Regions from separate parts of the Homo sapiens genome. Here all the other regions are linked to region 1. The links are chromatin loops, found by intact Hi-C in ENCODE. Cell type or tissue: endothelial cell of umbilical vein. All regions are shown on one strand.

Region 1 (8,000 bases):
CCAACTGTCTGTTCTCCTTCTTTCTCCAAATCACCTCAAACTTTTTGGAAATAATAAAGAAAAATAGAGTAAGCCATTTGCTAAAAGCCTGGGGAGTGCAAAACAGTAATAAAGTCAAAAGCTATTTGATAGTATCTAGCTTTTATGTAAGCAACTTTTTGAAACCCAAATGACTAAATTTTGGACTGAGCCTGTCTTCCCAAAATGACACATATGTTTGATTCCTAACATCCCTTTCACCATTTTTTTTTTTTATAACAAGGCCACCCTTATCAAGTCATGTATGAATGAACAGAAGTGTCTTTCATTCCCCACTTGCCTCACGGTTCAAAAGGAACTACTAAAATAGCAGCAAAAAAATCCAACAGCCTGCCAGTGGGCTTGCACCGGTCCCATTCCTAAAGGCATGCAAAAGGTTGGAGAGCTCAGCAAAATTTTTATGTATGGGAGCAGGCCCAAGGAAAACTCACACGCCATAACCAATTGTGGACAGAGGATCATCTATCAGCAGACAAATGCAGGAACTCCAGAATGTCTCTCCTCAAATGAAATAATATATCTTTGAAAGCCAATGCCCGTTTTAGGCCCCAGGCCCATATATCAAGCCTGAGAGGCTTGTGGAATCGCTCCAGGGCCATTAACCTTCCACCTGTTTCCCCTTGTCCTTCAGGATGAGACCCTGCCCTTGATTTTACTCCCTTCCCCTGTTCATCTTCCGACAGAGTGTAAATGTAAAGCAGCGGGCCTGTGAAATAATTCAAAGGCAATGGACCAGGGGCATGGTTACAAATCTCTGCCACTGGCACTGTGACTTATGCAGGCAGTTTGTCACACATGAGCCAGGTGACCTCAGTGACATAACAGAGAAAAATATCGCCAGAGATCAAAGATGGGATTCGGAGCACTCTAAGTAACTCTGCTCCATAGAGTGAGCAGGTTATATGGTATCCAAGGATTTCCCCTTATATCAATAACATTTGTTCTGGTGAAACAGAAAAGGTAGCCCAGAGACTCCCTAATTGAAATCATTTCTGTCAAGTAGAATTGGGGCCATTTCTGTAACATGAGGATTAGAATTTCTGTTTTCTTGATCATGCCTTATAGTTGCTATGAATGCCAGGAATAGGCAACATAAATCCATCTAATTCAACTTTAATACAGAGAAATTAATAGAAATTGAAAAACATAAAAGTGAGTCCATGAAGAATTTGTCAGCCTGAGTACTTAAAAGCTATTATTGTAAAGGTAAAAGGAAAGTTTTACTATCGCTTATAAATTTGCTAGGTCAAAGAAGTGGTTAAGTAAATTTTTTGAGGCTTACACTATTCATTAAAATGAATTTCACATGTTTATTATGTATTATGTATAACATTAAAGTAAGGTAGTAAATAAAGGATCTAATGAGAGCACATGCATGAAGTTACTTTAAAGAAGTCCAAGACATTCTCCAGATCATATTAGAACTTAAGAAAATGTAGAATGACCCATAAATGGCTAAAAAAAGTAGAGGGGTATATTGGAAGAAAATTAATAGTTGAAATAGTCTTAATTATGAAAGAATTAATTTCTAGTTTGTATTTGTTACTTAAAGTATGATTTTCCTCAGTTGTTCTGTGCATTCAAGTATTCTCTGTTGGGTCTAGAAAATGAACAAGACTTTAACATAGTCCTCCCTAGGCCCATTGTCTTTTCTGTAGCATTAAATTTTGAATTTTTCATAAATTAAAATAACTACAAACAATCAGTCTTGATTCACTGGTTGAGACAGGCAAGTGCACCTTAGTTCATTCCTTTCCTGTTCTAAAGCAAGGTAGCTGGGATGTAGGTAACTTCCCTTGACATGCCATACATAACACACACGAGTATCTCTTTCCAAGTGCTATTGAAGTCTTTAGTGGACCAACTCATGTGTTTTTGCCTTCTCCAAGTGTGCTGGTATCAATGCCAAATTTCTAACGTAGATATGTTAGAAAATAAAAACAATCAACTTTGTTTAATAATCAGAAAGTTCTGATGCCCACGTTTGGAGCAATTTGAAATGCTTGCTTGAATCTTCACAGAAACGTGAGGATACTAACTTTCTTTAACTAGCTTCTTTACCTGGGACTATCACTAGGCTTCAATGAGTCCATGAAGCCCTGGGATTGCATGCAAAATTTCTGTTTTATGCATTTTTCTGGGAAAATTAGTACAAGCTATCATCAGATACTCAAATAATGTTAACAGTGACTGCTAGAGAACAGAAGTCAAAGCCCTAAACTAGAATCAAAAACTGCGAGAGCCCTAAAGGTCATCCAGACTGACGTACCATCTTGCAAATGAGAAAAAGAAGTCCGAGGAAGACGGAACCACACAACTACTAAGTTGATGCAAAATTAATTGCCAGTTTGTTTGTTTTTGTTTCTGTTTGAGACCAAGTCTTGCTCTGTCACCCAGGCTGGAGTGCAGTAGCACTATCTTGGCTCACTGCAACCTCCGCCTCCCAGGTTCAAGCGATTCTCCTGCCTCAGCCTCCCGAGTAGCTGGGATTACAGGCACCCACCACCATGCCTGGCTAATTTTTGTATTTTTAGCAGAGACGAGGTTTCACTATGTTGGCCAGGCTGGTCTTGAACTCCTGACCTTAGGTGATCCACCTGCCTTGGCCTCCCAATGTGCTGGGATTACAGGCTTGAGCCACCCAGCCCAACCTAATTGTGGTTTTAATGGCAAAAACCGCAATTAATTTTGCACTAACCTAATACAATTTATTAAACATTAGCTAGTGAAAATGAGTTACTGAAACTCCGGAATTTGCTTCTTAATTAAGGACCTCTTCCTCTACATGTGATACCAATCTTTCCTTTGGCTGTTGTTTAAAAGTCAGATTTTGTTGTATGACCCTTAAAATAATTTTTCTGTGATGCCGAAACCTAATTATGAGAAATACATATGTTTTTAAAACAACATAAAACATTTTATAATTCTGGCCTTAGGCATCTGTTGGTATGAATAAATGTTTAAAAGACTTTCATTTGTAGATTAAAATTTATGTTTTATAAAAACGGCACTAAAGTAGTAGATATTATGCCTTAAACGCTTGTTAGGTTTTTTCTTGAAAAAGGATAGTTTGTATACATGTCACATGACATGGTCTACCTAACTTTTAAGTAGCTTTGTTGTATCAAATTCATTTTAAGTACATTTTAAACTTCTCTATAATTAATATTTAATTTATACAAATTAATCTATTATCTCTAACAGTGAGTGAGTTAGTGGAAGTTCCTTTGTAATATTTATGAAAATCTCAAACCAAGATCATGCAATGCCACCTATTACCAAAAAATATGTTTCTACTTAATGTTTATTTTGAATTCTCCAAACCTCCAAATTATTAACAAAAATGCTAAGCAAGTCATGCTGTTCATTTAAATGGCAACTCTGTACCTACTCAATAGTTAAAACACTAAATCTGAAAAGATGTCAGCTGCTTTTGAATTCTCAAATCAAGTAAGGTATTTACTATTCTCAGTAAGCTACCTAAATTAGTCACTCCTTTTAGAAGTACAGGACAAAAAATGAAAAAGATACTATAATAGTAAGTTAACCTAAAATTTTTAATCCACTAATGCTCTGCGATTTAAAACAAATAAGATACGGTTAGCCTGCAGACAAAAAAAAAAAAAAATTCCTGGGCATGAATCACTGCTTACATTCTTTTCCATCCACAAACAATTTCATTTGGGAAAGTTGCCACATAGTATCGACAGTGACAACAAATGGCATTGTCCCGTGAACATCTGTTTCCGACTCCCACACTGATACTGCAGGCTGGGTACTTAGGACTTAGTTGGTCTTCACAAGTTGCTGAGCCACAAAGGAACTGGAAATCACTGGTACGTTGAGGTTTTATTATTGGAACACAGGAAAACTTTATCATCATGCTGGGAAGTTCTGTATCTTTTGAAATATTGGAACCGGGGTTATGTTAGCACATTAAACCATGCGGAAGACTACTTCTGAAGAAAGGGGAGGAAAAAAACTGTTTCTTGTCTATTATGTCCTTGGGTTGAGGTTCCCACTCAATCTTCATATAACTTCCTCACCCACCCTCAACCGAAAATTGTTTTGTTTTTAAAAGATGTTATTGAGTTTAGCTTCTTGTTAAAATCAAGAGAACAGAATACCAAAGGAATTCTAAGCAAAACATGATAAATAAACACTATTGTTTCTTAACAAAAAAAAAAGAAAAGAAAACAGAAGAGCTTTTATACACACTTTTATTTTTTCTAAATTCACACTACCATGCTTCACATTTTCTGAAAGCCTGGCGATATAAGGCTCGTAAAGACTCTTGACTAGAACATCCTCACCTCAGCCCACAGTGTTAAAAGGAGGAGGGCAAAGAGCTGCTGGGAGAAAAGCCAGCATGAGTGGATAAGTGGAGAGGTGGCGACAAGACACAGATGTGCGACTTTGGCTTTTGCTGCTCAACTTGTGCTACAACGGTAACGGTTTATGCACGTCTTTCAAGAACCCTTCAAGTGCACGCAACAGATTACTACTCTGTTTTACACCTCTTCTCTGTGTGGCACTTAGTTTTAATGAAAGTCTAATTCTAAACTACTTGCATGCTGCAACTATTTGCATGCTCCAAATTAATTTGCATATTGCTGAAGCAAAGAGGCTTCCTTTTTTGGCGCTTAGTTTTAACAAAAGCAGTAATAGAAGTGAATGTTATTCACAATGGTAATTCTGAATCAACCTATATTAAAACTACTGGCATGCTTCAAATTAATTTGCATATTGCTGAAGCAAAAAAGCCTCCTTTTTTTGCAAAGCGGCTTTCCTTTTTCCACTTATATTAATGGAAATGTTCAGTGGGATATGCAGTCAATGTCTGACTTATGTATACTTGGTAAATGGTTCATTCTAAAAAATATATATTGGAACATATTACATAAAACACTGTTTACTTCATTTGGCATCACACAAAATAGGCACTCCAAAAAATATTTATTAAAGAGATCACCAAATGAAATTACCACAGAGCTGTCTGGCTGAAGATAGGACAATAATAAATTCCTACTGGAGAGAAATAATTCTAAGACTTATTTTTCCTAGAGGACAATCTTTCACCAGAATACACATATAGTTTATAAATAAGTAATACATGTTTTTAAAAAGAATTATTACTAAATTCCATATCTTCATAATTTCACGTGTAAACCCCTAAAAATGTAACTATTTAAAAAATAATCATTCAGTCTATCATGACTACTTATGGGAAAATATATCCATATTTGGAGAAGTTTTTTTTTTAATTCCAGTCCATAGTGATTTAAAAAAAAAAAATTAAAGTGTTTGAGATTTGTGTTTCTCTCGTGTTTTTTTTTTTTTTTTTTTTGAGATGGACTCTCGCCCTGTCGCCCAGACTGGAGTGCAGTGGTGTGATCTCGGCTCACTGCAGGCTCCACCTCCTGGGTTCCCGCCATTCTCCTGCCTCAGCTTCCCGAGTAGCTGGGACTACAGGCACCCGCCACCAAACCTGGCTAATTTTTTGTATTTTTAGTAGAGACGGAGTTTCACTGTGTTAGCAAGGATGGTCTCGATCTCCTGACCTTGTGATCTGCCCGCCTCGGCCTCCCAAAGTGCTGGGATTACAGACGTGACCCACCGCACCCGGCCCTTTTTCTTCTTTCTTTCTCTCTTTCTTGTTTTTTTTTCTTTTTTTTTTCTTTTCTTTTAGATTAAAGACAGGGTCTTGCTATGTTGGTCTTGAATCCTCCCACCTCAGCCTCCCAAAGTGCTAGGATTTCAGGTGTGAGCCACTGTGCCTGGCCTCTCCCACTTTTAACTACAGTCTTACAATCAGTTCTCAAATAACTGCACTCATAATTCATTATCAAAAAGAAAAAAACATTAATAAACAGGCAATCAAAAATTAGAACTAGATCTGTAATATTCATGCCCATGAATCATTTCATTACTAATAGACTATTTATATTGTTTTTTATGCTTTTTAGCATACTTTTATTATGTCATTGATTCCTCACGAGGACCAAGTATAGCCATTTTCATCCAAATCAGTCTTGAAGAAAAATTCAAGAGGAATTCTTTAAGATTGAGTTGATTCAAATGGCACCATCTCTGCAAAGTTTTCCCTGGTGCCCCCTCCACAGACAGAAAAGCTCTGCCCTGTGTTCTTATAACAGCTATCGTCTCTGTTATACACCCATTGCCCATTCTAATTACAGGTTCAAAAGTCTGTCTCCCAGCAGTGCGAGGCTAGTAAGCAAGGACTGGGTATCTTAACCGACTTCGTATCCCTGCTGCTTAGCAATGTGCCTGGCATATTGAGGCGCTCCATATATGTTTGCTATATTAATTAATCAAGAAACTGTGGCTCAGAGAAGATGTGTGTGCATATGTGTGTGTGTGTGGTGTGTGTGTGTGTGTTTCAGTGGGGCCTACGTATCTGTGATTCTGTATCTTCTACATCCGTGGATTCAACCATGGATCAAAAGTATTTGGGGAAAACAAATTGTGTCTGTACTAAACATGTACAGACTTTTTTGTCATTATTCCCTAAACAATACAGTGTAACAACTACTTATACTCTCTTAGGTATTATAATTTTAAGATGATTTAAAGTACATGGGAGGTTATATGTAAATACTGTGCCATTTTTATACCAGAGACTTGAACATTCTCAGATGTTAATATCTGTGGAAGGTCCTGAAACCAATCCCCCACAGATATCAAGGGACAGCAGTATGTGTGCGCATATATATATAAAGGGGAATATATATATATATATAAAGGGGAATATATATATATATATAAAGGGGAATATATATATATATATATATATAAAGGGGAATATATATATATATATATATATATATGTATGTAAATGCTTTGACCAAAGTCATAGAGCACATTAGTGGCTCAGGTGAAACTGAAACCTGACTTTTGGTTCAGGGCTGTTCACGATGCACTAGTTCTTCCAGTTTCAACTATGTTAACTGATCCTCTGTAGATGCAAACTAATAGTAACCAAATAAGTTAACAAAAAGGCAAGCAATCAACGCTGATTTTCGTAAGGAAGTAAAGATAAAATTCTTCATCACATCTTGTGTCACCTAGAGGAAACATCAGCCTGCCAATTTTACAAACATGCTGGTAAAAGAATTTCCTTGGCAAATTGACAGCATGGAAATGTCCTTTCTAAAAATCAATTAACCCTCTAAATTCACGGGCTTGCTAGAAACATTTCCTATGCCATGGAATACAAGGCTCATGGAGATGCTCTTCCCCTTTCTATTTCTGGACATCTTCTTTTGTTCATACTTGCTAATAATAGTAGCAGAGATGGAGGTGCTATTTATAGTCCTGAAAGCAGCATGACTCTGTGCACACTTTATTCATTTATATTTCCTGTGTTTATTGTAACCTTACCTTTTTAGTAATTAAAAGTGTTCATCCAAGATTTTATTTAGCAACAAATCAGTTGTAAATAGCTTTTCTTTTAATACATGAGAGCCTATATATAGGCTCACTCAAATATTTTACTCCCACTTCCTTATTAACTAAAAACAGATTTCAATGGTGGGTAGGGGTATACAACGGTGTTTTCTTTCCAAGTTTTATACAAGATCTAATTATTTGGCCTTCGGGTGTTTTGATTAAAAGGGTGTCACATTATGAGGTAAATCATGCATTCTCAAATCATTCAAATTTTGTCTTAGATACTGAAGCAAAATTGCTATTATAGCCAACCCACCATGAATTTATTAATCAACAGACTATAACTTTAAATTTATCTGATTGCTATATAATATGGTTAGAATATATAATAATTAAAAATGCTTCCTCTGCTCCATAAAAAATTGCTTGCTGGAATACAAGTTCTCTAAAAATGGTCTCACCTAGAAGTTCCCTTTGAAACCAATAGGGTTTCCCAGTATTAGAAGCACCTAAAAACAGAAAAATTAATTTTCCTAGATTTACTCCTGGTA
Region 2 (8,000 bases), 100 kb before region 1:
AAGTAATGTGAGCAGAAATGATCGACACAACATGTTTTCTCTTCTAACATAATTGCTTTCTATTTGTGTAGTCTGTAATAATTAATGTATAGAGAACATGGCTCAAGTGATTTTGTGATAAAATAAACAGGGAAACTACTAATCAAACCAAGGTATAAAAATTAGTATAGCTCTTATAGTTACAACATAGTCAGGGCTAATAAGTGGTGGTTATGCCAATGTTTCCCGTTGAGGTGGTATAGAAAATAAAGGTCACCACCTCAAAATTCTCATTTATGTAAGACTCATAGAATGTCTGTGTTGTCAATGCTCCCACGGCACTGAGCAGCTGACCCTTGTTTTGGATGTCTGTGGTTATAACTGTGCTTGTCTAGGCTCTTGTTAAGGTCAAGAAAATTTCTAGTTATTTGGTGTTGCAATTATTAGAAATGTATCTGTCACTATTGCTTCTTTTCTTTTTAATTTGTTATTATTATTTTTTTGAGACAGAGTCTCACTCTGTTGCCCAGGGTGGAGTGCAGTGGTGTGATCTTGGCTCACTGCAACCTCCGCCTCCTGGGTTCAAGTGATTCTCCTGCCTTAGTCTCCCAAGTGTCTGGGATTATAGGCATGTGCCACCACACCTGGCTAATTTTTGTGTTTTTAGTAGAGATGGGGTTTTGCCATGTTGGCCAGGCTGGTCTCGAACTCCTGACCTCAGGTAATCTGCCCACCTCAGCCTCCCAAAGTTCTGGGATTACAGGCATGAACCACCATGCCCAGCCTGCTTCTTTTAGGTCCTAAAGAAAATGCTCAGTTGTTGGAGTGAATGTTGACTCTACAGGACACCTTGGTGTGTGCTTTCAGGAAGACACTGTAGCTAAGTGGTTCAGGTTCCGAACTCCTGAGGTTTAGAATCAGAACTGTTTTTGAACCCTCACTCTGTCACTTTCTAACTGCAGGACTTTGAACAAGTTATGTACGTCTGTAAGTTTCAGTTTTCATAGTCACAAGAAGGGGTCGTTATGAGGATTAAATGAAATCATGTTTGCATATTAAGGTAAATGCTAAGCTTTGGAAATAAAGAGACCCCAAGATATAGTGGCTTAAATAAGAGAGCAGTTTATTTCTCTGTCACTTGAGGCTGGTCTGTGGACACTACCAGGCCATTCAGGGACCCAAGGTTACAGCTTTCTTGTTGCTCTTCAATCACTGGTCATCTTGGATTGCTGTCTGCACCTCGGGTCCAGCCAGGGAAAGGGCTAGGCGCCAACGACTAAGGAAAGTGACTCGCTTTTACCGATGGAGAAGACTGAAAAGGTATGCTTGTCACTTCAGCTCACATCCCATTGCCACAGCCCCATCTTACTCACTTGGTCGTGCCTCACTACAAAGGAAGCCGGAAAATATAGTCTTCAGCTGGGCAGCTGTGTGTCCAGGAAAAAAAGAGAGGATACATTTTGGGGAGATAACTGTCTGCCATAGCATATCGCACTCAAAACTCAGCACGTAGTGCTTAAACATAGATGCTATTATTTTCATGAAATCTCTCTAGTATGTGTTCTTTGGGTCATTTCCTCAACTAGATCATTGCCTGGAACAATTAATATTTCTCAAGTGAGAAATATTGGATATGGGATACATTGTTTTTATTCAACTAATTAATACAAATAAAATTAATAAAAATATTAAGACATTTTTATGGATGTTCTGGGTTTCTCCAGTGCAACTTTTTCTTTTCTTTTCTTTTTTTTTTTTTTTTTGAGATGGAGTCTTGCACTGTTGCCCAGGCTGGAGTGCAGTGGCGCGATCTCGGCTCACTGCAGTCTCTGCCTGCTGGGTTCGAGCAATTCTCCTGTCTCAGCCTCTCCAGTAGCTGGGACTACAGGTGCATGCCACCATGCCTGGTTAATTTTTGTATTTTTAGTATAGACGAGGTTTCACCATATTGGTCAGGCTGGTCTCAAACTCTTGACCCTAGGTAATCCACCCTCCTCAGCCTCCCAAAGTGCTAGGATTACAGGCATGAGCCACCGCGCCCAGCCCAGTGCAACTTTTTCAATTGGCTGTCTTTCATCAGATGGTGGGGTGAGCTGTGAGGAAGGGCTGGGAGGACAAGCACCAGCAATGTTCCTAGGTGACATCATCTAACCAGAGAATGTTTTTGACCCTCACACAGAGGAGGTATATGCATGTGGGAACCAGCACCTTGACCATGAGCTTCTTCCCACTACATATCAGATACTGGAGAAGCAGAGGCAAAGACAGGAATACAATTTTTCCAAAAGGTAGACACATTTTCAGAATGCTAACTCTTTCCTGTTTGTAAACATGAATTGGTCTAACATGTTTGGCAGGCTGTGATTTTTCTCATGCATCATAAATAAATACTAAAACAAGCTTCATGAATTTCTCCCTTATATACTTAGGTCTCTGGAGTTGGTTGGATTGTGCCTCTCAGTATCTCGCCATTCTAGCAGACTCTAATAGCACAAGCAAATCTTCCCTGCGGGGAGAAGTGAGCAAAGAGGACCTTCCTGAAGGTTTAGACCTGTCTGTTTTGTTGGCCCTGCTGGAATCTTAGACTGTCAGTTCTGGAGGGTCATTAAACATTACCCAGCCACTCCATGTAGGAGTCACATCCCCAACACTGTTGTCAGGTCCAGCCTCAGGTGGAGCAGTTCCTAGGAGGTCACCAGCCTCTAATATAGTTAGTTCCATTTTTGGACAGCTTTGACCATTAAGCTTTCTTTTTCCACATTGTGTCAAAATCTTCCCCTTCAAAATATTTACCTACCTTACGGGTTTCTACTCTCTGAGCCACAAAGCACAGTTCTAATCCCCTTCGCAGCTCTTTCTTCTGATGTTGTGTAATGACGCTAAACATTTCATATGAATGGCGTGATGCCACTTTCACTGTCTAGTTTTTGGATGAACAACATACTTAGAGTGGGAGCTGACATGCAGTCACACATGTGAATCACCCCTGAAGCAAACATAAAATATGTTTGTGATACAGGGTGAGATAGAAGAGCATATTGGATGGACACTGGATTATCCCAGTCTGGGCCCCATGAAGATGTACATGGTCAAGTCAAGGAGACCACTGGGGAGCAGTATGGTCCACAACTCGGGAAACTTCGATTCTTTTGTGGAAATCATGTGCCGTGCCTGCTCTATGCCAGGCACTGGGCCAGTGGTTTATAAATGACTGAGTCACTGCTCTTGACCTTTCGCTCACAGTTTAGAAGGGCCACCCTGGGAAACAAACACAATGAGACCAGAGCATAATGAACATCAGACATCTGGGGGCCCCAGAGATGGGGGTGTACTGGATGGGGAGGGGCAGCCTCCTTGCCTTGGCTTCTCTAAGCCTGGTTTTTTTTGGCTAGACCATTGGAGAACAGTGAACAGGAAGGAGCAGGCTGTGCTCATGGTGTGGTTGATACACCAGTGGGCCTGGAAAGGAGGCTGGAAGGGGAGGCTGGGAGGCAGGCAGAGGCTGGGAAGGTAGGCAGAGGCTGTGCCAGGAAAGACCTGGATGCCATAGTAGGAGTTGACTTTTTCCTGAAAATACCAGGCATTGGAGGACTGTAAGTGAGCGAATGACATTATCAGCTTTGAATTAGGGAGATGGCTCTGGGTGCTCTATGGAGTGAGGTTTGGGGTATGTTCAGATTGATAGCAGATCAGCCCAGAGGCTAGTGCATAATTCAAGGCAAGAAATGCCAAAGGCCTGCTCCAAATCTGCAAGGAAGGAAGGGGGAGACTGACTGGGGAGAAAAATAGGAAAAGTAACTGGTAGGGCTTGGATACTGAGGCCATGTGGGAAGAAGGAGAGGTGAGGAAGAACAGCCTGTGACGGCTTCCGTGCGGGAGATGTCCATGGTGGCAGGGGAGCGGGAGGGACTTCAATTCCTGTTACTAAAGTACTGAGAGGCCCCAGCCCACGCATAGCTCCCTGGGCTGGGCTTCACACTCTGAGGGGTAGGGTGCCCAAGCCCACCGAGGACAGGGGGCTGCTGCTGGGTCAGGTGAGACGAGAGAGTGGGCGTGCTCTGCAAAGTAAAAGTTAGACACGAATCAGGCATCCACACCTTGTCTCCTTGGAAGGACAACTCCTGTCTCTCCTTGGCTGTGACTAACATGATCCTAAGAACAGTCTGGGATCTGATCTGGTGTCTATGGAGCTTGGACCAGGATCCCCAGTGCCTTCTGGGGCCGACTCAGGTCTGATCTGTGCTCCCATCAACTCAGGAAGGGCATGGAGACTCCAGTGCTTTCAAGCCTCCTCCCTTCTTGATAGTTTAGTTTCAAACTCACTCAAGGGAATACTCAGCAATTAGTCTAATTTCATCCCCCTTTGCCCCTTTCTCTCTTTTCCAGCAACAAACATACAATGTTTCTTAGATTGGTTCTTAGCTTTTCTACAAACAAAACCACAATCACAGTCTGTTAGTCACTGAATTATTAATTCCTAACTTAACATAAAACAAATGCCTACATGAAACAGCAATAAAGCATTGCAAGAATATTTATTTTGAGTGACTAAACTATACACTTCCTGTTCAGTGTTAAGGAAAATTGGTCTTTATTATTCCAGGGAAATGTCAAAATCACTAAGTATTGTAGCATTTTGACCTGCGTTATGTTGAACAAACTTTCCACATGTTTCTCATAAAAATATACATCAGAGATGGCTTCAAACTGAACGTCAAACTTAGTTAAAAGTACGAACCTCTTCAAAGTTATTTTGAATATCAGATATAACAATCAAATGCATATCAGCATGGGCCGGTTTTTCTTAGAGGCTGCCTCATGCTGATGGATTTAGCATCTCCGTGCGTGGAAGGGAGGCCTCTGTACTCATCAGAATGAGCCCTGCCAATTGCCAGGTTGGGCTTTGGAGAAACGCTCTCTCCACCAATTTTTTTTTTTTAAAGTATATAACCGCTTATAAAAACATTTTTTAAAATCCATGTGCTTTATCTTGCTTGACCTGTGTGATGATTACCTGGATGTATACATATGTAAATATTTATCAAATTCTACACTGTTCTGTATGATAATTATAGTTCATTTAAATATGAATATGTATTTTCATATTTCATGGAATGTCAGCAAGAATAATTTAAAAAGTTCTTTCTAGTTACAGGTTGAAAAGGGGGATGCGTTTTGTAGCCCGCTATTTAGTTGCTTAAAAATCTTAGTTTTGGCCAGGGACAGTGGCTCATGCCTGTCATCCCAGCACTTTGGGAGGCCAAGGCAGAAGGATCACTTGAGCCCAGGAGTTCGAGACCAACCTGGGCAATATAAGAAGACCTCATCTCTACAAAAAATAAAAAATTAGCTGAGTGTGGTGGTGCATGCCTGTGGTTCCAGCTACTCGGGAGGTGGAGGTGGGAGAATTGCTTGAGCTTTGGAGGCAGAGGTTGATGAACTGAGATCGTGCCACTGCACTCCAGCCTGGGCAAAAATAAAAATAAAAATAAAATAAGTTTAAGTTTCATACTCACTGGACTCTAAGTGCAGTATTTTGGGTTGGACTCCATGGTATCTTTTTGTAGGATCCTAAGAAAAATTGGCATCTGCTTGGGAAAGAATGAGCACTTCCTGCTTATCTTGGCCCAGAGTAGGGATGGGAAGGGTGGAGTGTAAAGTGGGAGGCTGGACCGTAATGTTTCCTAAACATTGTTAAGTGTTTTGTGGCTGTTACACTATTTTGTAATAGAGGTTTTATTAATTTTGAAAATGGATTTCATAGTTATTTTATTGCCTTAAACATCTGCAAAGCCACAATGGTACTGAAGGAGGCTAATTTCTAGAACATGGGCATCTTACTTTTTAGGCTTAACATCCATAAAGTATAAAGGCTTTATGTTTGGGTTATTGATAAATATCTATATACTTTGAGGTGACCTGATGTCTGATTTTCTCCAATATCTTTGCCTTTTTTTTTTTTTTGACTGAGTTTTGCTCTTGTTGCCCAGGCTGGAGTGCAATGGCGCGATCTCAGCTCACCGCAACCTCTGCCTCCCGAGTTCAAGGGATTCTCCTGCCTCAGCCTCCCAAATAGCTGAAACTACAGGCATGTGCCACCATGCCCGGTTAATTTTGTATTTTTAGTAGAGACGAGGTTTCTCCATGTTGGTCAGGCTGGTCTTGAACTCCCAACCTCAGGTGATCTGCCCGCCTCGGCCTCCCAAAGTGCTGGGATTACAGGCGTGAGCCACCGCGCCCGGCCTATCTTTGCCTTTTGAAGCAAATCTGAAGTGTCCTCCTGGTCTAGAGACAGAATGGTGTAGTGTTTAAGAGTGTTGATTCTGGAGTCAAACTGCCTAGGTTCAAATTCCCGCTACTCCTCTGACTAGTGTATCAAATCCTTTTGTGCAAGGGGCTTTAATATGAGAATAATAATACCTCCTGGATCTGTTCTGAGGACCAAGTGAATTAAGAAAGCACTTGGGAAAGTTATCAGGACAACATAAGCTCTACAAAAAAGTGAGATGCTATTAAGATTTTTCTGCTTATTGATTATAACAGTAAATGATATAAAATACTTTGTTTCACATGTAGAGATGATGCTCAGATTGAATTTAATGCTTCAGGTATCCATGGAAGGACAGCCAACCACTCTAGAAGTTATCTAAAGGGAAAAGTATCTATTCCTGTGGGATTCTTTTGATTTCACTCCTAGTCAAGTCTCTTATTTAGAAGCTTTAGTATCCGATAGAATGAGGACAACATAAAAACTTTTAAAAATTATCAGGCTGGGCATATCAATATTTATTGAAATACTGAAAAAAAAAATTCCATTTTGTTGAGAAGTTCCTGGCAAGAACTGACATGACAATATGTATTTCATTGATACAGTAAGAAAACATCAACAAGTAACTGACTTCACACTCTAAACATTGCATGGATTCAAGTCCAAGGCAGCTGCAGATCTGTGATACAAATAATCAGACATTAGAGATTGTCTGTTTACAAACATAGAGCAACTATAATAAACCAAGTTAAGCCAAAAACCTTTATATTTGAGTCTGCTTTTACCGGCAAATCCTGTAATTGATAAGGCAGTTGCTAAGTAAATGCCAGGTTACAAATCGGCTAACAATCAACATTAGAGAAACTTCACTTGTCAACCTTGGGTGAACAGACGCTGGCTGTGACGCTTTCTTGCTTATCAGCTCCTGTCGTTGGTGTGATCAGCAGTGTGGATGTAACCCGCTGTGTTGCCCGTCTTTCTAATCATTCTCATGATTTAATCTACCAGGTTAACAACATACCAATATGTGACATTTTTTAGGTTTAATTTTCAGTGGGGAGCACTGTATCTTTAAAATAAGAGAACATAGATTTTAAGAGTCAACGTAGCCAGGTATGCTGGCATGCACCCCTAGTCCCAGCTATGGGGGAGGCTGAGGCAGGAGGAATGCTTGAGCCCAGGAGTTCAAGGCCAGCCTGGGCAACATGTGAGATCAAGATCCCGCCTCTTAAAATAAAAAATAAAATAAAATAAAAATCAACATATTTGTTTTTTTGGCAATGTTAAAGACCCTCCAAATAGTTATAGTCAAATCTTATAATTGTCTCCATCCACATTACACATGCATGATAGAACCGTTTCATTAACTGTTGACCACACCATTCCTCTCCATGTATCTTCTAGCCAACTTGTTTTTCAGCTGGGGAGGGCAATGATGCTGCTGTTCTCTGTAATGCTTTGGGTATGAGCTCTGATCGGCGATTTTGCATTGTCCTTTGAGCCACGAAGATAACACGGGTGACTGAGACTGCGCATGAGTCAACGCCCAGCTTACCTAATGTGTACCCTTCATGTGGATGAGTATTAGAGGTGATTAATAAACATAATAAAATAATCCTCTTTGTACACACAGAAGTAATAACTAATATCTTTGGTATACAATTTACAATGCTTGGAAAGGAAAACCAGGTAAGACTCCACCTTGTTGAGTTTACTTGAAAACCAGAGGAAGCTACAAGTCACATAATTTACA
Region 3 (8,000 bases), 160 kb before region 1:
CTTTAATAGTGCCTGGCACACATGTTCAAGAATTCTGTTGTTATAACTCTGGATTGGATGGTGAGAAGCTGGGGTGGGGAAATGGATTACCCTTTTGTATTAATCCAGGGGAGAAATGATGAGGATATTACTAAGGCAACGGCAATGAGGATGGGAAGAGATGGTAACAATGGATTAGTGATGTAGAAGGTACAAGCAGCAGGATCTGGTGATCCACTGGACGTGGTGGGGGGTGGCAGGGAGAAGATCTACTGCAAGAGAGGAAGGGTCACAGCTGGCTCCTAGGATTCTGGCTAGGGTTTCTGGGTGGGTGGTGGTGGTAATCAACTGAGATAGAGAATGTAGGAGCGGGAGCAGGTTTTTGAAGAAAGACACTGAGCTCAGTTTCTCTTTGAAGTGTTGGTGCTTTGTCACTTAGTATCTGGCATATGGGATTGAAGCTTAGGAAAACGGTTCTTGCTGGAGATATAAATTTGAACTCATCAGCTATGGGTGGCAATTGAAGCCATATGCATCAGAGTACTTTGGACCGCAAGTAATTGCAGAAATACAACCCAAAAAACAGAAGAGATTTATCAGCTCAGAAAAATTAAAGGGCACCAGAGGTAAGGTGGTGGTCAGTCTTATTTCACTTGGGGCTCCAGCCTTGCTTTTCTGATGTCCTCTGGCCTCTGCATGCCTTCTCTGTGTTGCCTTCTCCTCTGACTGGGGGCTGATGGTTCCATTAGCTCCACGCCTCATCAATGGGTGCATTCAACAATGCCCCCCAGAAAAGAGACCATATTTTGAAATGTCTCTCTTAAAAGAACAATGCACAGAAGCCTTTTCCAGGACACTGACCATGGGTCCCATGCCCATTTCTGAATCAATTTACTGGGTCAACAGATCACTGCGGTTCCTGAACCTGTCACTGGCAAAGAAGACAAATTAGCCTAAGACCAGGCCCACCTCCCAAGCTCTGGGTGGGCCCACTGTTCTAGGCACATGAGGGAGAGATGGACGGTTGAATGAGAACTGACATTCTGTCAGGAAAAGGAAAAAGATAGCTAACTCACAAGGCACACCATACTGTGGAAGTGGATGAGCTTCCCAAAGACACCGTGAAGCATGAGAAGAAAAGAAGGGCTAGGACTGAATCCAGAAAAGAGTCAAGCTTCAGGGGTGTTTGAAAAAAGATTCTTGGGTCATTTGGAAAATGCACCTTAACTTTTGTTTGACTCTCTGGTTATATCAAGCAGGGTTATTTTGCATGCTACAGAGTGGGTTGAGAAAATCAACACAGGGGCTGGGTGAGGTGGCTCACGTCCATAATTCTAGCACTTTGGGAGGTTGAAGCAGGAGGATTGCTTGAGCCCAGGAGTTGGAGACCAGCCTGGGCAACATAGGAAGACTGCTTTTCTACAGAAAATTTAAAAAATTAGCTGGTTGTGGTGGTGCATGCCTGTGGTCTCATCTACTTGGGAAGCTGAGGTGGGAGGATTCCTTGAGCCCAGGAGTTTGAGGCTTCAGTGAGCCACTGCACTCTAGCATGGGTGACAAAGCAAGATCCTGTCTCAGAAAAAAAAAAAAAGAAAAAGAAAAAGGAAAAGAAAGAAAAGAAAAGTAACATAAGAAATAGGTCATCGAGAAAAAAGGGTATTATTGAGTACAGCGAATCATGATAACTTGTAGGAAATCTTGTTAGGTCATGTGCTAATATATGAGTAATAACTGCATTTATTGAGCTTATATGTTTACAATATTAGTAATACCTGCATTTATTGAGCTCTCTGTGCTAGGTTTGATGTCAAGTCCTTATTTAGTCTTTCCAGTAACCTTTGAGAATTTTACACTCTTAGGAACATCATCATTTACAAGTGACAAGACTAAGGCTCACAGATTATGTAGCTCAAGGTCTCATACTTAGTAGATGGCAGAGGGGAACTTGAACCCAGGTCTGACTGCCACCAACATGTGTGCCTAAGCACTGCTCTTCTGCATTTTTGTAGGAGGAAATTAGCTCATTATTTAGGATCTGCTGTGTCTTCCTAACTCTCTGATCTCCTTGGAGCCTTTGCCTTGGCCACCTGTAGAGTCTTTAGGTTGATGCTTACATGTTGGTGGAGTTTCTAGGCATTCTGCTTCTCCCTCTGATAGGTCACTACAGTTCTTAAAGTTGAAGGGGAGGCAGAGGCTATTGGCAAAGGCAAGATACTGTGTGGATTTCAGAGTTCCTTGTCATTTGTTGTATTTTCAATCTGAACAGAAACCAAACTGAAGTCTCCAAATCCTAGGATTCGAGAGGGAGTCATTTTTGCAAGGAGTCTATGATTCCCTATGTTTGTGGGGAAGCATTTTATGTGGAAAACCAAAAACCCATGGCCTGGTATATACAGAGCTTTCAGGAAATGGCAGCTGTAGGCCCATGACTGAGAAGTTTGGCTTCCCACAAAAGCTGGGCCTTGTGCTGAATGTGACTGATACTGATGGAGTTTCAGAAGGATTGCAGTGGAGACGAGTGTATGGTCAGAATTACATTTTCTAGCCAGATTATCAGAGTCTATTATGCATTTATATGGCCAAGAAGGCAGGCAGAAAGAGCAGTTGGGAAGCAATTTGTGATAGTGTAGGAGAGATTTTGGGGGCTATTGTGTTGATTGTAAAGATGGAATTGGTGATCAGGAGTAGGGTGGGGAGAGAGGGTACAGATTCATGCAACATTTGGAAGGTAAGAGGATTCTAGGCTGGCTTTCAGATTTCTGGCCCAAGTTACCAGGGGAATGGCAGTAAGAACACTGAACTATCTGTAGAGAGAGGCTGGGGAGATGACGGCGAGGTCAGGTTTGGACAAACTGAGTGTGAGGAACCCATAGGGCAGCCATGTGTAGGGGTCCGGGCGGAGGTGGCCTCATGCACAGATCCTGGGCTCAGGGGAGCAGGTGGAAAACAGTGCTGTGTGGAGTATTTGCCATTCAGTGAATCTGGGCAGGATGAGAAGCTGGGCCTCTACAACTAGTTCTTGACTCAATTATTAAATTGGCTTGAATTTTCTCTTTAAAAATTTCTGGAACCCAATCCGGTACCTTTCGGAGAGGAAGCAGAGGAAGAGAAGGGTTTACGTTGTTGATTGGCAAAGTAATAAGAGACAGCCTGCCATTTCTTCCTTAAAAATGCGAACCTTTAAAAAAGCCCTCCATAGGAAGTGGTGGGTGAGGCAGGGAGGCGCGTGTGTGTCTGAGCTCCTCAGCATGGCATGTCCCTTGGGCTCCAGGACAGTTTCTTTCTCTTCTTGGAGGCGATCGGCAGGTCTCTCTCTTTTTCTCAAGTGACTCAGCTGTCTCGGCATGTCGGCTTCCTGAGTTCTCTTGGTCCAGAGAATGATGCGTTATTCTGGGAAGAGCCCGTGAGCACATTAAAGAAAGACAGAAGATTAAAAACTGGCTGTTTTTGTTTTCCTTTCAGGCTCATTTTTACAAGGTTGCAATTCTTTAAAATGTTGTATTTTAGAAAAATAAAATAATTTCCTACGTACTGGAGCCTAGCTTGTAAATAAGTACCTCTTCTCCAGATTTGGGGATAAATAGACTTCTCCACTCACACTGACAACTGTGTGAGGAAGAGCCTCGTGAGATGATGGAACTCCATTGATTTTTCATAAAAGCTTAATAAGATGATACAGGTCAAAAGCTTTGTAAAGTTTGCTATAAATTGTAGTGAGGAATTGAGCAAGATGTAATTGGATAAGAAAATGTAAATGAAACTTGTACAAGTGTGGCAGAGTTGATGGAGAATATTGAGAACAAGGCCCCTCTTGACCATCTCAGTGGTATTTTTCTAAACAGGTGTCTGACCCTTAAGTGCAGGGGCTTTGACTCCAGTCAGCCCCTTATCACTGATGGGTTAATATATTGTTACCCATCGGTTTTTTTAATGTCATTAAAATTCATCAGATACAGTTTATGGGTGCAGATCAGATAGGACAATCAGTGTGTTTGCTTTTCACTCAATTTTCAGGTTGTGCTTGTGGTGATGTTGTCCAATGCCATGTTAAAGAATAGTGTAAATGCTCTTTTGTTAACCAGCTACTGTTCAATTTCTAGTACCTGTAATTGATGTAGTATTGATTTGCTTTAGATTCTCTGAATAAATGCAAATACATTTCATTTTTATATGATACTATTTCTTTTTTGAATGATTGCTATGCTTTTCACTTTCCTAATGTATCTTTTTAAGATTTTCAAAAGTGTATTTTCTTGCAATGGCATTGAGAGTGATATCAATCCTAGCATTCCTTTTTTTCTTCTTATTAAAAAGTGATGCTGCTCTCTTTAAAGATTGTTGGATAGCGTCTGTCATTGATTTAAATTTTATTGCTCAACAGTGTACACTGTACCTAATCGATGTCTTTATAATCAATTTAACATGAAATGTCATGCACCAACTAATAATATTTCTTACACACACAAACTAATGATATTTCTTACAACTGTTGTTTCTGAGGAGGTATGAAAAAGGTTTGTTAAAGCCAATTCCATGTGAATTTGTTTGCCATAATCTTTCTTGATTGTCACATAAACTTTCTCTTTCCCTTGGTGAAATTTAGGATATCGTAATATGGATGATTTCAGAATCTGTTCTCTGATCTGCAAAAAGCAGCTAATTCCTATTCTAGTTTAAGAGACCCAGACTTAAGTGAGACTGAGAGGGAAAAATGACTCAGGCAAAAACATTTTCAAATAGCAGCCTTATAATTTAGGCTACCAGTAAATTACTAGGAAGTTGTGCAACTGCTATTTAATGGACATGAACTAATTATAGCCTAAGAGTGGTGAGTCTCATCCTGCGGATATACAATATAATTCCTTTTAGAGAAGCAATAACATATTGTTCATAACATGCCATATTAGCTTATATACCCAAAATTTCAAAGAGATTTCTCAAAAAGGGGTATGGCAAAGAATTAGCATGTAGCAATCTGAGCTTTGGACTTTGAACTATTCTTTGGTAGCTCTTTTGTAAATGGATTCACATAACTAAAAGTTCTGAGCCACAATTCTCTAGTCTCCAATATTTTTATCTATAACAACCACTTTTATTTACAAATGACAGCAATAATTACAATAGTCACCAATGATTAAGCCTTTTCTCTTTTGCTAAGGGCCTGATACACCTTGGCTCACTTAGCCCTGCCAATAACCCTGAAAGAGTATTATTCCATTATTTTATAACCGATGGAAAAAATAGTAGCTCTGAGAGGTTAAGGAACTTGGCCAAGTTCACACAGTAAGTGGAGGAGTCTGGATTCAAACCCCGGTCAGTCCATGCAGTATCACTCATTTCAGCTTGGGATGGGTAATTATAATTGTACCATTACTAGTTCAGGGGTTGTGACAGTGACTTTTCCTGTGCCTTGTAACTTTCAAGGGTTTTGGATGCTTTTGGAGGGATAAAAGGTTTCCTCTTAAGCTCCAAAAGTGATGTGTTTTGTAATCTTGATCAAAGATTGTCCTCAGAGCAGGAGTTTCATGCCATTGTATCTCCTGGGTGCTGCTCCAGGTCTTGGAACCTGTGGACAGGTTCCAAGAGGAGAAAGGTTTCTAATGTCTCCCTAGTGGAAGGCATATGTATCTAGATATTGCATTTATGTCTCACAAAATCCAGGAAATACCTAGGAGTACAAATTTCTGAACCTGTTGGTTGATTTGAGATACTCTGGTAAAACTCAAGTCCTTTTGGCTCCTGTAAGAACTCAACTTCTCCATAGTTCTTCTTGCTAAGAAACTTGTCCATTCTAGACATCGATCCTTGTCAGGAATTGAGATTCCTTTTTGCTTCTTTGGGTAGATCCTCACTTCTTTATGTGCTCAGGTACAGGTAGAAGATCCTTTCTCCAAGGAGTGCTCCCCTTCTACCAGGTCAGCTCCTCAGCCATCACCTGGACAGCTGCTGAATGTCACCTAGAGTTTATTCCTTCCTTTCAGAGTGTAACAGCCTTAGTATACTCCAGGGTGACTTGGGTGTAAAAGAATGCAAAGTGAATAATGTTATTATCAGTAGGTGTCATGTAAACCTAGTGGTTTTTCTAGCTGATTTTTAAGCATGTCTGGAATTTTTCATGACTTTATTTATTTATTTATTATTTTAATTTTTGTAGAAATGGGGTCTTGCTTCATTGCCCTGGTTGGTCTCAAACTCCTGGCCTCAAGTGATCCTCCCGCCTTGGCCTCCCAGACTGCTGGGATTATAGGCATAAGCCACCACACCTGGCCTCATGAATTTTTTTTTTTTTGAGACAGGGTGTTACTCTGTCACCCAGACTGGAGTGCAGTGGCATAGTCATAGCTCACTGCAGTCTTGAACTTGGGCTCAAGCAAATCTCCTACCTCAGCCTCTGAGTAGCTGGGACTACGGGTGCATGCCACCAAGCCTGGGGGATTTTTTTTTTTATTTTTAATAGAGATGAGGTTCCTCCATGTTGCCCACGATGGTCTCAAACTCCTGAGCTCAAGCGATCCACCTGCCTCGGCCTCCCACAGTGCTGGGTCATGATTTTTAATTGTTTAAATTTTTCGATACTTCAATCCTTCATTCATTCATTCATTCATTCAGCGTCTACTATGTGCCAATGAAGTTTTAGGCTCTGGGGACATGGCTGTGAATAAGACAGAGAAGCCTCTACACTCATTGAGCTAACATTCTAATGATGGTGGAGTGACACAATAAATGTAGAAATAAAAGATCAGGTAGTAATATGAGCCATGCAGAGAAGTGTGACAGGTGAAACAATACCCAATGCTTCGGTAGCGCATTTAGACTGAAAGGCCAGGGGAGGCCTCACTGACCTTTAAGCTGAGATATGAATGGCAAGAAACATCCAGCCATATGAAGACCTGGAGGATGAAATTTTAGGCAAGAAAGAGCCATGTCTCTCTTTTCCTTTTTCTTTCTTTCTCTTTTTCTTTTTTTTTTTTTGAGATGGAGTCTTTCTCTGTCTCCCAGGCTGGAGTGCAGTGGTGCAATCTTGGCTCACTGCAACCTCTGCCTTCCATGTTCAAGAGATTCTTCTGCCTCAGCCTCCCGAGTAGCTGGGACTACAGGTGCGTGCCACCATGCCCGGCTAATTTTTTTATTTTTAGTAAAGGCAGGGTTTCATCATATTGTCCAGGCTGGTCTCGAACTCCTGACCTTAGGTGATCCACCCACCTCGGCCTCCCAAAGTGCTGGGATGACAGGCGTGAGCCTCCGCGCCAGGCCAGCCATGTCTCTTTAAGGAATGGAGAGAGGACAGGGAACTGGAACATGCTGGATGACGGGGAGCAGAATTTAATCGAGGTTCAGCTATTTGTGTAGGAATAATTCCCCACTCCTCTCATTGTATGTACTAAAAATTGAGTACATCATGTTCACTTATTCCAGAAAAATGTAGTGAGTGTGTCTGCTATGTGCCCAGCACTGTTAAGTGCTGAGTGTATAGTAGTAAGAAAGATGGAGTACCTGTCCCCAAGAAACCTCAGCCTGGGGAGGGGGCTTGAGAAGGAAGCAGACATTTACGATGAAGGGTGATAGATGGTATGATAAGGAAAAGCGCAGTGGGCTGTAGGAAAATCATCTACCCTCGTCAAGCGCTGGACTATTGAGAGAGGCTTCCTGGGGTAAGCAAAGCCTAATTTGAGACTTGAGGTACAAGTAATAATTGGCCAGACAAAGGATGAAAAGACAGCATTTTGGTGAGGAATCACCTAAGCCAGGGTCAGGATTTGAATGAGAACAGAGCTTATTATGGGGATTGCATAGTGCCGTGTGAATGGAGTAAAGGGGTGGGTTTTTACAAGATGTGTTAATTGCACTTAATAATGTAATACATGGATCCTTTTTGTTTGTTTGTTTGTTTGTTTGTTTGTTTTTGAGACAGAGCCTCACTCAGTCACCCAGGCTGGAGTGCAGTGGTGCCATCTCGGCTCACTGCAACCTCCACCTCCTGGGTTCAAGCGATTCTCGTGCCTCAGCCTCTTGAGTAGCTG

Evidence for each region. Peaks named below come from ENCODE experiments on the same cell type or tissue, not always from the same donor. Only the 100,000 strongest peaks of a DNase experiment are listed, where the experiment ranks them.
Region 2: a loop joins it to region 1, with 9 times the contacts of the local background. A loop is called at or near these places in 3 of 110 quality-filtered maps.
Region 3: it touches region 1 in a loop (5-fold over the local background); 3 of 110 quality-filtered maps call a loop at or near these places.

The regions. Positions count from the first base shown.
Region 1 is chr1:200,072,123-200,080,122 of GRCh38, reverse strand. All of the region lies in intron 5 of NR5A2 (nuclear receptor subfamily 5 group A member 2), which reads right to left. Among named protein-coding and RNA genes, the nearest start is that of NR5A2, 48 kb to the right of the region's middle. RefSeq lists an enhancer at 7,034-7,607. In endothelial cell of umbilical vein, no CTCF peak of the experiment used is centred here; DNase peaks (open chromatin) are centred at 3,782 and 7,232; H3K27ac peaks cover 3,467 bases.
Region 2 is chr1:200,176,157-200,184,156 of GRCh38, reverse strand. It overlaps NR5A2 (nuclear receptor subfamily 5 group A member 2), which reads right to left. Exons shown (of 8, transcript NM_205860.3): 8 at 6,742-8,000. Among named protein-coding and RNA genes, the nearest start is that of NR5A2, 150 kb to the right of the region's middle. In endothelial cell of umbilical vein, no CTCF peak of the experiment used is centred here; DNase peaks (open chromatin) are centred at 3,206, 4,626 and 5,616; H3K27ac peaks cover 2,118 bases.
Region 3 is chr1:200,228,876-200,236,875 of GRCh38, reverse strand. No RefSeq gene overlaps it. Among named protein-coding and RNA genes, the nearest start is that of LINC00862, 140 kb to the left of the region's middle. In endothelial cell of umbilical vein, no CTCF peak of the experiment used is centred here; a DNase peak (open chromatin) is centred at 4,845.